2 separate regions of the Mus musculus genome follow, and region 1 is linked to region 2. A link is a loop called in an ENCODE intact Hi-C map of the cell type or tissue named here. Cell type or tissue: gastrocnemius. All regions are shown on one strand.

Region 1 (8,000 bases), 390 kb before region 2:
TGTGACTTGAGTAGCTTGCCTTTTGGACAGCTTGCTCCAGAGAAGTTAGAAAACAGGAGATCTATTCTTAGAATAGGACTCAATGACTTTTTTTTTTTAAGACTTATTTATCATTATAATAAGTACACTGTTGCTGTCTTCAGACACCAGAAGAGGGCGTCAGATTTCATTACGGGTGGTTGTGAGCCACCATGTGGCTGCTGGGATTTGAACTCAGGACCTTTGGAAGAGTAGTCAGTGCTCTTACTTGCTAAGCCATCTGCCAGCCCCAACGACTTCTTTATTATAGGAATTACTACATTTTATTTATTTTGTTTATTGGTGTGCACTTAGACCTGCATGGGTGTTTGTGAGCCTTGGCACATATGTGGAAAACTGAGGATAACTTAGAGGATTCAGTTTTCTTCCTCCACTGTGTGGATCCCAGGGATCAAACTCAGGTCACCAGGCTTGCATGGTGAACACTTTACCAGTAGATTCATTTCTCTAATTGTTTTTAATTTTTTTTAAAAAAACCTTTATCGAGACAGGGTCCCTACATTGTTTTTTTTTGGATCTCGATATGTAGGCCAGGCTGACTTTGAACTCACAGAGGCATGTAATGGGAGTTTGTTTATTCAAGGCTTCTAGACTAGGAAAACAGCAGTGAGGAAAGTGGATCCAGAGAGTATGCATCACTTTATGTATGTGAGTGCCTTGGTCAGCATGTGTGTGTACACCACGTGTGTTGTGCTCTTGAAAAGCAGAAGATGGGCTGAGAGACCTTGCATAAAGAATAAGAAAGAGAAGCTGAGGTGTTGATCTCACCTCTCCAAGCATTCACATTCATCTGCGTGTCACACACACAGGAACAACACCACACATACAAAGGAACAGAAGGCAGCTGACTCTCTGGACCCATTCTTTCTTCAGTGCTGGTTTTCTAGTCTAGAAGCCTTGAATGAACTCCCATTTCATACCTGCTGCTTACGTGAGCTGTGTTGCTTGTAAGGACTTTACCTCTGACTTCACTGAAAGAATGAAAGCAGTAAGGTCCTGGACAAGTGAGAGGCTGATGGTTTGCCTAGTGTTCAGATTAGGTGGTCACAGTGATGGCATAGCATGGAGTCAATCTTCTGTAGGGCGCCTGAGGGCAAAGGACAGGTGCTGCCTGAATCCTGGAGCTGCAAGGTGGACTCCCAGGTAGGCCTGTGGTCAAGTCCCTGCTGCCTCAGCTCATTGCTCCCAAGGCAGGCAGAGGAGTCACATTCCTTGTGTAACCTGCTTAAATTCACAGCCATCATGTGACAGCCAAGATTTCCATTCAGGTCCAGGTGAGCAGAGAGCCTGCACTTTTGGCTCCTAGACTTGCTTCTAAAGGGAATTTTCCTGAGATAAGTAGTTGCTGTTGAAAAATGTAAATTCAACTCACTGGAACTTTTTTGGCACTGCAAACCCTCGAAGAGGTAGGACCCTAAAGTTAACAAGTCAATAGTTCTGTGGTTCATTTGTTCATTTGTATGGGGCATGTCTCTAACTTCACAGCCATGGTCTGACTTACTTTATTTTTTATCTCCAGAAATGTGGATCTGAGAGAATACTTATCTGAAGAAGTCCAAGCCGTCCACAAGAACACCACCTATGATCTCATCGCCAACATCGTGCATGATGGCAAGCCCTCTGAGGGCTCCTACAGGATCCACGTGCTTCATCATGTGAGTGCTGTGGCCCAGAGCTGCAGAATAGGTGCTGTTCCTGTGCTGACTTTGAGTTTGTTTGCCGGTGTTGGGGCCTTGCTTCAGAGACCTCTATATACTAGAGGCAATGGCTTTAGTTCTGTCTTACTGTTAGATGCTCCCTGAAGCTTTCTGAGGTCCTAAGTGCTGGCCCTGCCCCAGCACGGCCACAGTAGACATTGGTTTTCAACTGGAGTAGAGGCCAGGGATGTAGCCACAGGGTCTACAGTGCTGTTACACCCTTCCTTAAATCCAAGCTATTGATCCTAGTTAATTAGGAAACTGCCTTAGATTATGTGGATGTATAATGAAGTGTTAGGTGCTCTGAGGTTCTCCTGGGGATTCTCATACCCAGCCAGGGTTGAGAACTTGTGTTCTGAGTCAGAGCCCCACCAGCCAGAGTGGTACCATCTTAGGGCTCCTTACAATGGCAGAGTCCCAACCCCGTGGAACACTTCATTATTTAACAAGACCCTTTGATGTGTTTGAAATTTACATTTTGAAGCTTTGTCTTTTTATGGCATCGTTTGACTCTGTAGCCCAGGCTGGCTGAGAACTTGAGGCAGCTCCGCCCTCAGCTTTCTAGGTCCGAGGATCACAGGCATTACTACCATGCCTGGCTGAACTAAAAAAGTTTTTTTAAGAGTGTGCCTAAGCTGAAAACGAAAGCATACACAGGATATTTGTACAAACACAGGATTTAGTGTAGGTTGTTTTAACCTGGTTAATGTCTCTAGGACTAGTGGTTTACTGTCCTTAAAGCATAGCTCTCACACATGAGGAAGCCTAGGCCGTCCTATGCTACTGGCTTCAGTTAAGTCTTCAACTTAACTGAGTTTGTCTGATTTACCATTTTTTTTGACAGAAAAAAAGACATTAGAGATTAGAGGGCTTTCTCTTTTTCCTCTTGAGTGGCCACCTAAATTCATTTCCAGAAGGGTAGAAATGGGTTTGGGGATTTAGCTCAAGTGATGGGGTATCCAGTGTGCACAACACCTTAAGCTTGATTCCAGACACCACATAAACTGGGTGTGGTGACATACACTCTAATGTGCCTGTACTCCAGAGGTAGAAGCAGAGAATCAGAAGTTCAAGGCCGTCCCTCCTTGGCTAAAGAGAAAATCTGATGCTAGACTGGTTATGTGAGGGCACCCTTATATACAAACACAGAGAAAGGACAGAAAGGAAAGCAGAATGTTTGGGACTTCGTTGTACTTCAAAGGCTCCTCCACAGGAATTGAGGTTGCCTGAACTGTTTGTTGAATCAGGTCTAGCCAAGGTTATGAACCATCCTCATGGCTCTTGCTGATGTTTAGTGGCCATTCTGATGTGTCTGTCTCTTGGCTGTGACCATTTTTAACCTCTGATTTTGGAGAGCCATTAACCCAGCTCTTTGTGCTTTGTGCAGGGGACTGGCAAGTGGTATGAATTACAAGACCTCCAGGTGACAGACATTCTGCCCCAGATGATCACACTGTCTGAGGCGTACATTCAGGTGGGTGTGGGCCAACGCAGGAAGTGGAGCTGCTGTAGCCTTGCTTGCAGGGCCCGGTGCTTTGAGTGTAAGGGGATCAGATTGTGTGGCTCCAGAAGCCAGTCAGACTTTCAGAAAGGAAAAGTATGGAAGCCTATCAGTCAGCAAGGAAGCAAAGAAGTGTGTGTGTGACTTGTGAGTTAGCAGAGATCTGTGGCTCTAGTTCTAGGAGATCCAAAGCTGTCTTCTGACCTGTGTGCATTACCAGGCATGCCCATGGTGGGCACATACATACATGCAGGTGAACACGCATACACATTGAATAATAAATAAATCTGAAAAAGGATGGAAGAAAAGTCACGGGTGAGTGGGAAATGAAAATGGAACGAAAGGCGCTGTTGTGGATGGTGCGGATTGTTTTTGAGACTGGCGTGTGTATCGGTGTCGTGCTGTCTGTTTGCTGCACAGAATAGTTACTTGAGGGCTAACTCACTGAAGAGATCACTTTCTATTTCTGACAGATTTGGAAGAGGCGGGACAATGATGAAACCAACCAGCAGGGGGCTTGAACGCCTTGTTGGGTTTTTATTCCCAAGGGCTGTGGCTGAAGATGGTAAATAAAAATACTGAAGCTGTCGCTGAACACAGACTGACTGAAAGATTCCTGCCCCAGTCCAGTTTTTATGGATTCTGGCTGCATCACCATGAAGGAGCCTGTCTGCCCTGATGTTCTGCGCTGTCTCCGGCAGCACGTTGTGGTCGACACTCTTCCCTTTCAGCATCAGCAGGCAGAACTCTTACAGATGGATGCCTTATTTGAATTGCTGCAAGTATCAAAGAACAGACAGTTCGGTAGAAACGTCAGGTCTGGAGACCCTAGGAGTAAACGTGAAGTCAGCAGCAGCCTTCTGTCATAGGTAGTGGCTTTCCTGTAGCTCCCTTCATCTCCTGTGGGACGTGTGCGATGGATTAAATATCCTCCTGTTTTTAAACCAGGCTGTTGTTTCATATACCCCATTGAGGCTTGTTAAGGGTTTTGTTTTCCTTCTTAACTTTATATTATATACTCCTGTCTGTAGTCTGTCAGCTTGTGGGTGGGCACTATCCTTGTCTCTTCCTGTCAGCTTGTGGGTGGTATGTCGTTAGGGGTGTATTTGTCTCTAAGTCACAAAATATCTGGCTAAAATGATAGGTTTTCGTGCCTACCTAGAAGGCTGACAGTGGGTGATTTGGGACTGAGGTTCCCCCCCCCCCCCCCCCGCACCCCCAGGCAGAGAAGTGGAATCATTGTAGCTTGAGCAGGTCTCTGCCAGGCTGATGGGAAGCCCGAGGCAGGGGCTGACTGGCAGAAATGGCTTCTGTCAAGCTCAGTCACTGAAGGGTTGGAGGCCTTGGGCCTGAGATGTGGGCAAGCTGGCACACCAGTGGGCAGCAGGCAGCTCATTACAGCAGCTCTCTTGGAATTGGTTTGTTTCTTTGTTTCTTTCTTTCTTTTTTTTTTTTTTTTTCTTTTCTCTTTTTTAAATTTTAGAGACAGGGTATTGCTATGTCCCTATCTGGCCTCTAGCTTCGCATCCTCCTGTCTCTAACTGTGTAAGAGTGCTGGGATTACAGGCCACCATTCCCCCTTTGGTTGGGTTCATCTGGCCAGGGACTGCTCAGCAGGTAAAGAAGGCACATGCCACAAAACCTGATGACTGGAGTTCAGTCTCTGGTTCCACATGGTAGAAAGAGAGGGCGGACTTGTGCAGATTCTCTGAGCACCGCATGTGCACTGTGGCACACTCAGGTCCCCCCTCCCACACTAAATAAAAGTAATTGAGAACATTTTAAAACATGTGATTAGCAGTGATGGCAAAGGCCTGCAAGTATGGACTTGGGAAGGTTGGGGCTGGTAGTGCAGCTCAGTGGACAGCACTTGCCTGTCAGTACCAGACCATGTGCTCTGTCCTAAGCACTGGGAAAAAGGATTAAAAGTAAAAGCTGGGAGCTGATGAGATAGCTCAGCTGGTAAAGTGCCCATCTTACAGAATCCAGTCCCCCAAACTCACGAACAAACGAAAGAGAAAAGCCAGCATGGAATGCCTGCTTGTAATAAAGCGACAGGAAAACAGGCAGCTCCCCAGGGCTTGCTGGGCTAGTGAGGGCCGCTGTCTCAAAGGCAATGTGAACAGTGCATGAGGAGTGAGGGCTGAGGGTCTCCTCTGGCTTCCACATGCACAAATACCCATAACCATGCTCACTACCCACACAAGTGCACACAGACATGCACATACACATAGTAAACACATTGGAGTACACACACAAAGCTGGATGTCATGGCACATGTGTGTAATCTTGGCATTTGGGAGGCAGAGGCAAGGGGACCATGAGTACACCCAGTTTCAAAAACCAAAAATGCTGTGTTACTGGGCTGTTTGGGGCCTTTGGTGCTGGGGACTTGAACCCAGGGACTTGTGTTAGGCAAGTGCTCTGCATTTATACATACCTGGTCCTGGAAAAGTAGAAAGGAGCAATACAGATTACAGAGCAACTTGGGTAAGATCCGTGTTCATCCTCCTACCCAGTCAATGTGCCGTGTGTTTTTACATAGATGTACATAAATGGCTTTTTTTTTTTTTTTTTTTTTTAAAGATTTATTTATTATTATATGTAAGTACATTGTAGCTGTCTTCAGACACACCAGAAGAGGGAGGCAGATCTTGTTACGGATGGTTGTGAGCCACCATGTGGTTGCTGGGATTTGAACTCTGGACCTTCAGAAGAGCAGTCGGGTGCTCTTACCCACTGAGCCATCTCACCAGCCCCATAAATGGCTTTGAATAGTATATAATAAAATAATAAATATAATGAGACTTTGTGTTCAGGCTGGAGAGATGGCTCAGTGGTTTAAAGCAGCTTAATGGCTAAGCAGTTAATAGCTGTTTTTCCAGAGGACCTAGGTTCAAATCCTATCACCTACTTGGTAGCTCACAACCATCTATAACTCCAGGCTAAAGGCTCTGATGACCTTTTCTGGCCTTTGTAGGCAACAGACACGTGGTGCACAGACATACAGAAAAAAAGTCCATACAAATAATTAAAATGGTTTTTAAAATGGCTTGTGATGGCAGTTTAAAATTTAGTCATTCATCATGGGACATAGATAAAATTGCATTTCTCAGTGAGTGAGTTTTGGCTCCAAATAATACTGTTTTCATCTGAAAGTAACTCACGGTCTTTCTCCATAGCCCTGGCTGGCCTGAAACTCACTCTGTAGACTAGGCAGGCCTTGAACTCCTGGAGATCTGCCTGTCTTTGGCTCATTTACCCTCTTTCCTTCACTTACCTGAGTGTTGTAATGAAATCAAGGACTTTTGAGACAATAATCTGTACACTTACAAAATATCTATTGTAAAGTTCAAGTCTACAGACCAGGGATTTACATCTCAGCCACTGCTGTCTCAGAGCAGGCTGAGCAGAAAGCTTGCCCTGGTGCTTAGGTGCTGTGGGTGGAGCCAGACAGAGCCTGCAGGGGCAGAGAAAGCACTGAGCTCACTGTCTGAACATGCAAGGAGTTCCGGTGCCCTCTTCAGACTGAGGAGAGTGTGTGGAGTGGGTCTGTGTCTGTTTGTAGTTCCTAGATTTTCTATAACAAATGAAGTTTTTTATAATTAGAAATATGATAGAAGTGTTTTAGCTATACATATAAAGGGACATGTTTAGCATTTAGATCTTTAATACTAAAGATGGATTTATTTGCCTTTGTGTGCTGGGAGTGGTGGCACACGCCTTTAATCCCAGCACTTGAGAGGCAGAGGCAGGTGGATTTCTGAGTTCAAGGCCAGCCTGGTCTACAGAGTGAGTTCCAGGACAGCCAGAGCTACAGAGAAACCCTGTCTCGGAAAAAAACAAACAAAAACGAAAACCATGCGGATGTTTGGAGTCAGACTCAGGTCCTCAGCAAGGTAAAAGTGCTCCAAGCTGCTGAGCCATCTCTCCAGCCCCTCGTTTGCTTATTTTATATTTTGGTACCTTGAGCTTAAGAAGTAAGCTTGTAGGGAAAGAGTAGGCAGCAGGAGGGAGACCATGCTGGAAGCCGAGATTAGGGAGTAGATGTGGATTTGTGCTCTGTAAGGCAGAGAGAGGTGGCCCAGGCCTGCTGACATCAGGCTGCATGAGACTGTGACTCCTGCCACCCCTTAAAAGATAGTGTGTTCTTACTCTGCACAAGGGAACAGGACTTTATTAGCTGTGACTCAGGCATTGTGTAACATGGGAACTGGTCCTCAGAATGCACAGTCCTAGATGATCTTAGATCATCATGGCAGGCATGGATTCAGCCTCAGGATTGTAAGCTTACATGCAGACAAGAGAATCTGTCCCCTCTCTGTGCTCACTTGTTTTCAGTGCTGGGATAAAACCCAGGGTCCAGAGCATGTTAGACTAGCACTCTATCACTGAGCTGTCTATCCCCTCAGCTCTAGAAACTGTTTATCTTAGCAGCAGAACATCTTCAATACGGAACCATAATGACCAGAGTGTGTGGTGCTCAGCCTCACCCAGGTCAGGGATTTCCTGACTTAAGAGAAATTGATTGTTATCATTAATTGTAAGCATATACCAGGAGGGGGTCACATGTGCCATGGTGTAAGTGTGGGAGGTCAGAGGATTACGTGGGAGTCAACTCTCCCACAACCCTAGGTTCCAGGGATCAAATTCAGAGTATCCGGCTTGTGCAGTTCTTTACCTGCTGAGCCATGTCACTGGCCTGGTTTCCTGATTTTTATATTAAATGTGTGTGTGTGTGTGTGTGTGTGTGTGTGTGTGTG
Region 2 (8,000 bases):
TTTATTTGCCTGGTAAGCAAAACGTACCTTGCTGCTTCTTGAATCCCTCAGATAGCTCCCAACAATGTACTAACCTAACAAAGAACAAAACTGGTGCCTTGAATGGTCTGAATGGTGTCCCTGTTACCAAAGCAAATCAGCATAGAGCAGAATTTAACTCTGCTCTAGCTGAGGAGACCTTCAAAAATAAGGAAGGCAAAAGACTGGCTTATTGTTAGCCCTGAAAAATCAGTGGGAACCAGTGGTCACCAAGCCAAGCCAAGCCAAGCCAAGGGTGTCTCCAAAGTTCCCTCTAAGCAGGTGGGAACGTTTGTCAAATATTACAATATTATAGTTAGCCAATCCCAGAGATGCTATGCTAATTCAATACAAGGGGTGAGGACCCTGATCAACTTCTCTCTCTCCTTAGTTCCAGTGAAGCTGCTTCTGATCTGAGAACCATCCTCTGATTAGCCCTGCTCAGAGGCAGCAAGTTGGAACCAGACAGGAACTAGGAAGTTATGAACAAACCCATGTTCTTACTTACAACTTTTGTCCCCTGAGGCTTCGGAGCCCCTGTGGCTGGTGTCAGGAGCTGTTTGGCCACAGCTTCCCGCTGCGCAGCATCCACTGAGCTCAGGGCTGTGCGACTGCCATCCTCGTTGATGACCATGGAGGCTCCTGGGTGCACATTGGGTCCATTGATGACTGCCTGTCTCAGTTCCTGCACGTTCCAGGGGGTAACTGGCTGAGGGTAAGTCAGTTTTGTGGCAAATACCTAGAAAGAAGGATGGCATGTTAAAATTCAGAATGGGCAGACAAAGGTTACAGGAATACAAAAGCTAACAAAATGAGCTGCCTGGTTTCTTCCCAAACTGTGGAGAGCTGTCTTGCTTAGCCAAGGCCTTTCTACAGGCAGAGCAACATGTCTCCTTTGCTGAACTATTTTGCTAGGCTTGCTCTCTTAAGGGAACAGACAGGGCAACTTACAGATTAGTTCTCTTAAATGTACACCCACCAAAACGTCACCCTTTCCTGTCCGCCAATAAAGTCTGTGTTGCCAAAGGGGTAGTACGGGGCACTTGCTTGAAAGCGACCACACCCCTCCCCATCCCAGCAGGTGTCACTAACTGCTTAGTGACCTCCACTGAGCCCAGGCATGGCATCAGAGAGTGGCGCTGAAGAGGAAATGGATTTGCAATTCTGACCCCTGAGAACGTGAAGTGTTCTTCTGTCAACACTAGGCCTGAAACTTGCTCTAAAGCAAGTGAGTTCTCTCCAGCGAAGTAAGTTTCCGAGTCACAGATGTTCACTTACTTGCTCCTTCAACACACACACAGACTCCAGAGCCCAGGATGTGAAAGCTCCAGGTCTGTATGTGGGAGCAGTGTAGAGCCCCGCCTCCTTCACTTCGAGCTAATGGGCTTGTTTACTGTTTGCCCATCACTCGGCCCACAGCTTTAGGAGGCAGTGCTCCGGTGTGTGGAACCCTGCCAGGTTAGCTTAGTCTCATTTTCTCTCACCTTCTTGTTCCCATAACCCCTCTGGTGCACTGTGGGGGAGGGGAGCAGGGTTAGCACTGTTCTTCCTGGTCACCCTGTATTAACCTCAGGCCTACATGGCTCTGAGATTTTGGGTTAAGGTGGGGGTCAATAAGGTGGAGAGCATTAGAGTCTCTCCTCAGGATACAAGCTATTAGCAAATAAACCCAGATCTTAAAAAGAAAAGATCAGAATGCTATGGAGGTACAAGGCAAAGCTGGGGACACTCCAGGCACTGAGGTCAGAGCCTGGATGGCTTCTACCTTCTGCCTACCAGGCCTTTCCTCCCAGAGATTCAAACTTAAGGATATTATGACTGGCTTTCCTTGGTATATATTTCAGCTTTTGGATGCGAAGACCTCTGGTTCCCGGGAGGCAATGAACCCAGGAACTGTGCTCTCTGCCTGTTCTTGACACATCAGGCCCAGGAAGCCAAACTGTGCCCAAGACTCAGAACACTTTAGCTCTGCTTATTACCAGCTGCCCCAAGAGAGGCAGGGTGGCGTGTAAGGAAATGAAACTCTGCACAGAGGGAATTAAACCGTCCTCGAATTATTGACCTCGAGGCCCATTAAGGAGGAAGTCGGCTAGAGAGTGCTGCTAATGAGCACCAAGGCTTTAACTGGCGGGGAAGTGAGAAAAGGAAGCTGGCTCGCCAAGGAGCGCTAATGGGTGACCAGGCAAGCCACTCACCCCTGGAACTGGGAGAGACAGATGATACACACTCGCTGTCCTTCTGAGGGCTCTCTCCCATCTCCACTGCCAGACACTCAAGTCGGACTGACATCCCTGCCCTCCTCTTCTCCCGTCATGGACTCAGTTGGACAAGAAAGGTTTAAAGACTAGGTTAAGGTGCTCTGGGGCAAAAGTCTTCTAGGATGGCAAAACCATTTTGTACCTCAAGTTCCTTCCACATGTGAAGCAGTGGAAGCTGTCCCCATTGGAGCCATGTTGATCTACCATCAACTCTGTCCCCAGCCCTTGATGGCACACCTATCTCCCAGCCACCAGTAGCAAAATGAGGCCTGCCCACAAACACGTACCATGGGGATTCCGATCTCATTGGTGTTGATGTACATGTCTGGGCAGATGACCGAGCGGGCTGCGTAGTCAACTCGCTTTCCCATCATGTGCTTCCGGAACAGGCCTTCCTTCTTCTCTAGGATCTACACAGAGCAAAAAAGTGCCAGAATATTAAATAGTTCAGTCATGTCTACTGTCTTCTTGCTTCTGAAACAGTGAGTATAATGTGCACTTATTTCTACACATGCAGACGCGAGCCGGGGATGCAGACCAGTTGTTAGCTGCTGACCCTCACCAACATGTGATCGGAATCCAATTCACTGCTCACCTGTCTTATGCCAGGGTACTTTTCCAACATCAATTTGTCCATCTCACTGTCAAACACAATATTGACGTGGCTCTGAAGGCGAATCCAAATGTTGTAAAGTTTATCTGTGAGAGACGGGCCTGGAAGCAAACCCAGGAAGGATCGGTCGATAGCCACTGAGGAGTCATTTTCCTGGGAAGATAAAGGCAGGAAAATAGGAGTGATTGAAAAAACACTTGGTTACTCAACCTAGCCCTTAATGAGAAACAAAAAGGGGAGCAGGAAGGGGGCTGGAGAGATGGTTCAGAGGTTAACAGCACTGACTGCTCTTCCAGAGGTCCTGAGTTCAAATCCCAGCAATCACATGGTGACTCATCTGTAATGGGATCCAATGCCCTCTTATGGTGTGACTGGAGACAGCTACACCATATTCATATAAATTAAATCTTTATATTAAAAAAAGAAAAGAAGCCCTGGAAGCTGACAGATGGTACTGTACTTGTTAGTGTGTATCAGTAGTACACATCAGCTCCAGCCCCTCTATGAATGTATCAGCTTGTCTCTTTTAGTTATAAAATGAACTCAAAATTCATCAGCACAGCAGCATTGCATATATCTATAATTATCAGCCACTTGAGAAGTAGAGGTAGGAGAGCAAAATCTGGTCTCAAAATCAAAACTACACTAAGATTTAAAAAATAACGTAAGCAGGTTCTATCTTAAGCTTCTTAATGTCTAGTCCACCCAAACCAAGGGGGTCTTAGCAGCCCTTCCCGTGGGCACTCTGTTGCTGAGGGTCCCACCAGACAACAGTTTCATATGGAACTGCTACTTCAGTTACAGGGTTAGGAAAACATTAGTGAATTCATAAAAGTGCGGTGGAGGGCTTGCCTAGCTTGCTGGAAGCCCTGGCTCCATCTCCAGCAGCACAGAAACTGGCAGCGATGGGGCACACAGTAAGCCCAGCACTTGGAAGGTGGCAGCAGGGCATCAGAAGTTTAAGGGCAGCCCTGGCTATATGGTAACTTAAAGGCCAGCATGGGCTACATACATGAGACCCTGTCTCCAAATAATAATAATAATAATAATAATAATAATAATAATAACAATAACAATAATAATAATAACAGCCACCACCACCAAATAACATTACTATTATTTTAATGCAGGTAGAATAATTTCTTAAGAAAAATGTTTGCCATATAATACTGTATGTCACCAGTTATAATGTGAGTCCCCAAGTGGGTTAGACTAAGCTAACTGGCTCATCCTCAAGCTTAAATATTTATCTAATCATGTAAAAATATTTCTATCCCTAATCCTGACTCTTCTTCTTACCTACCCAGGGAAGAGAAACACAGAGGTCCTTAGAGCACCACCTACTGGCCCCATCTGGCTACAAACAGTGTGTGAAGGCAGATGACAATGCCACAGTGATAATCTGGGTTTGTCCCCATTACCAGGGAATAAAGGAGTCATCTTGGAGGGTACATATAGTTCTGCAGACAACATTACAGTCCTTTCACCACCTGCATGATGGCAGAGGCCTGTCTAGTCAAACTCACTGCTTATAGTCACATGATTGCTGTTGAAATGAACAAGACCTTGTCCCCTGGCTTCTGGTATGTCCCTAGTCCCTAGGGGACAGCTCCTGAGAGATCAGTGCCATGGGAATACAATGATGAACACAAATAGGAAAAAAACAAGAATATGTCTAATTAATTAAAGGGAAATTAGCCGAGGGATCAAGACAGTATTGTTTGTTTTTTTTTTTTCCCCCTAGAGATAGAGCCCTGTTACTATTGACAAAAGCTAGTCTCTACTCTTAAGGGTCACTAAAATAAAATTCTCATTCCTACTCATTGGATTTGATTATCCTATGGTCTTCAGTCTTCCACACTGGACCAGGACCTGCAGATGGCAACTCTTTCTTATGCTGTTAAAAGCACATCCACACTGACTCATCAGTAAAGTTCAGTAGAACCAGACAAAGGGTCAAGAAGTCATCCAAAGCTATGTGCCCAGGAGACAATGGTGTCACCCTGGGACAACCCTGGCTTATAGCAGCACTGTCTGAGCAAATGACATGGAATATGAGAGGTCTGTCTCTCCAAAGCTAGAAAAAGCCATTCTATTTACATCCTGACCACAGTTCAGGGATGGAGTGACCTTGGCAAGTCACTTTGAATACCCAATTTAGCTTTAATTTACAGAGTTTGATGTAAGACCTGGAAAGGGCTAGGTAACTGTCAGTGGGGATGGTCTTATTCTAGAAAATCCCATTCTACATCGTCTTCCTGGCTCCATTGCTAAAGACCTTTCTGAGCCAACACACACATCCTTAGAGCCGGAGGGAAGATGACTACTGAGACCTCCAAGAACAGCCTGGGTGTGAAACCTCACCATAAATGTCATACACTGTATAGTGAAGATGCGTCCAAGAAATCAAAGTGACTAAAACCACTGGCATGATCTTTGGATATTGAACCCAAACAATACCTACATTTATCTATAATCAGGCCTGCACTTGTCCTAACAAGTCACACTGCCAACCAGGGGTGCTGCCCACTGCAGGTAGCATCTTGCAGCAGCCACAACATCTGTGTCCACACAGTTAGAACCAAGTGTGTAGTTCTTACCAAACCTGTCCTTAACCAAGACATTGTATCAACACCGAGGCAGCTCTGACCTTGTCTATGGTGAGTTCTGTCATCTCACAGGGCAGTTTCTGTTCTTGGGCCATCAACGCCAGAAGTTTCCGGATCAAAACTGCATCCTTCATGACAGCTTGCAAGTTTACTGTCTGGCCATTAGTGAACATCTGGTCACCCAGGCGATTGACGGGACGGTACCTACAGGGTGGCATACAGGCTTCATGAATGTTTTTCAGCCTCCTAACTATTTACTGAAAGAAGCACAGCTCAGTCCACTAGAAACAACCACCTATGTCTAGGACAACCAAATGACAGAGAATGCTCAGGCCACTACCTGCAACCTTGGTTTGACAGCTGTTTGATTTCTCAGTGGCCCAACCCTTCCAGGCCCTCCTACGTGACCCTGCTCAATTCCTCAGCCCACCCTTTTCATGCAGAGTAAGTTAAAAGGAGTTACCTGGATGGCGGTACGACTATGAAGTCTAGAAAGAACATACTGGGGTTGAAACTGGACTCTGGGCCAATATCATCCAATCCCGAAAAAAGATAATTCAGAAAGAATCCTGTGTTGAAATAAAGTAACCAACAAGACCATTTAAGCCATTTATGCATAAAAACATAAAAATGTTACTAAGAAAAAAAAAACAAATCAAAACAGGATATGGGATGCTATGCAGAATAAGAAAATACTTCTTATAAAAACAAACAAAGTCAGCCTGGGCATAGGACAGCTTGTATGCAGTAAGATAAGATGAAGATGCTGAGGGCCAACGGTACTTCAGTAAGGAAATGAGCTATGAAGAAACAGGAAGCTTAAGTCACCCTCCCTCCTAGGTGTGGAATCTTACATACATAACAAAATGTTTGCAAGCAGGGGCGTGGTGGCACAGCCTGTAATCCCAGCAGAGGCAGAGGCAGGCGGATTTCTGAGTTCAAGGCCAGACTGGTCTATAAACTGAGTTCCAGGACAGCCAGGGCTACACAGAGAAACCCTGTCTCGAAAAACAAAAAACAAACAAAAAAAATGTTTGCTATTTTGGACTCTGAACAAAATTAATCAAAATAAAAAAAAAAAATCAAGTCAAATAAAGTTTAGTCTCTTAAAAACAAAAGATAATGGAACATCCTTTCTCTATAGGTATGTGAAGAGGGCTCTTCTGCAAACTGGATCAGAGACGTAAGTAAGCTGACCTAAAACTGCTTGGAGAAAATGAACCAAGCCTGAGTAAAGCCTGCCACAGAAAGCACTTAACGAATGCGGTACTTTTCCACTCTTGTAATCCTGGCGATACCATGGTTGTCTATGAGCTTCCTGTGCAGAGACCAATCAGTGCCCAGAGCACTTCCTGTGCAGAGACCAATCAGTGCCCAGAACACTTCCTGTGCAGAGACCAATCAGTGCCCAGAACACTTCCTGTGCAGAGACCAATCAGTGCCCAGAACACTTCCTGTGCAGAGACCAATCAGTGCCCAGAACACTTCCTGTGCAGAGACCAATCAGTGCCCAGAGCACTTCCTTTGCAGAGACCATCGTTAGTGCCCTGACACCATCTTGGAAGATGGCTGAGGACTTCGAGGTCTCTGCACTGGCCATCTTATGTATTCAGAAAGGGGAAGATTTCCCTTTTTGCAGGGAACTGAAACATACAAAAGTTCACTCTGATTCACAGAAGGAATCTGCATAGAATGAATGTTTACAAGATCTTTTTTTTGGGGGGGGGGGTTTCAAGATGGTCTCACTAAGTAGCTTTGGCTTTCTTGGAACTCACTATATAGACCATGCCTTGAACTCAAGAGATCCACCTACCTCTGCCTCCCAAGTGCTGAGACTAAAGGTGTGTGCCACCTGCCCAGCTAAAACATCCCTTTTAGTGGACATCTGAAAAAGATGAGTGACAATAAGCCTTCCAGAATGCAGTAGTGCAGCAGTGACTGGGCTCGGCTGCACCAAGTTCTTGGTAGGGGGTGTGACCTACCTTGCTTCTTAATGGCTCTAAGTCAATGTGCCCTGAAGCTTGCCCCAGACCAGTGGAGAAATTACAGGTGGGAGCTACATTAATTAGAACTTCAGTTAAGGTAGTAAGAGGGTGGACTAATAAAATGATCCAGGAAATCAAATCCACAGACAGACAGACAATTTCTCTAGTACCTTCATTCTTCCAAATGGCGAAAAGGTGTTCTTGGGCGCTGCTTGGGGTCAGGTACCCTCGTTTCCCCATCTGAGCCTTGTCAATTCCTGGAGCTTCCGGCACTCCTTCTGTAGTGAGATAGACCCATATTCCCCCCATTCTTTCAACAACCGTAAACATCATTCTACAGAGAAGCAGCTCCTCAGCCCGGATCTCCACCCACACTCTGATTTCGGGAGTAACGAACACAAGACACTATTATATAAAACCAGAGTGGAAGAATACACCAGGGCATTCCCACTCGCTCATATTACTAACATAACTATTTTCACTTTTAAACTTTCTTTTCTAGTGCTTTGGTTCATGT

What was found. Peaks named below come from ENCODE experiments on the same cell type or tissue, not always from the same donor. Only the 100,000 strongest peaks of a DNase experiment are listed, where the experiment ranks them.
Region 1: it touches region 2 in a loop (2.4-fold over the local background); 2 of 42 quality-filtered maps call a loop at or near these places.

Annotation. Positions count from the first base shown.
Region 1 is chr6:72,314,950-72,322,949 of GRCm38, reverse strand. It overlaps Usp39 (ubiquitin specific peptidase 39), which reads left to right. Exons shown (of 13, transcript NM_138592.4): 11 at 1,559-1,694; 12 at 3,124-3,210; 13 at 3,711-4,274. The coding sequence ends at 3,758. Among named protein-coding and RNA genes, the nearest start is that of Sftpb, 14 kb to the right of the region's middle. In gastrocnemius, a CTCF peak has its summit at 3,749 (motif pointing right); a DNase peak (open chromatin) is centred at 3,757; H3K27ac peaks cover 1,938 bases.
Region 2 is chr6:71,924,351-71,932,350 of GRCm38, reverse strand. It overlaps Polr1a (polymerase (RNA) I polypeptide A), which reads right to left. Exons shown (of 34, transcript NM_009088.3): 7 at 7,654-7,761; 8 at 5,962-6,067; 9 at 5,540-5,702; 10 at 2,872-3,042; 11 at 2,564-2,686; 12 at 527-757. Among named protein-coding and RNA genes, the nearest start is that of Polr1a, 19 kb to the right of the region's middle. In gastrocnemius, a CTCF peak has its summit at 4,230 (motif pointing left); a DNase peak (open chromatin) is centred at 4,232.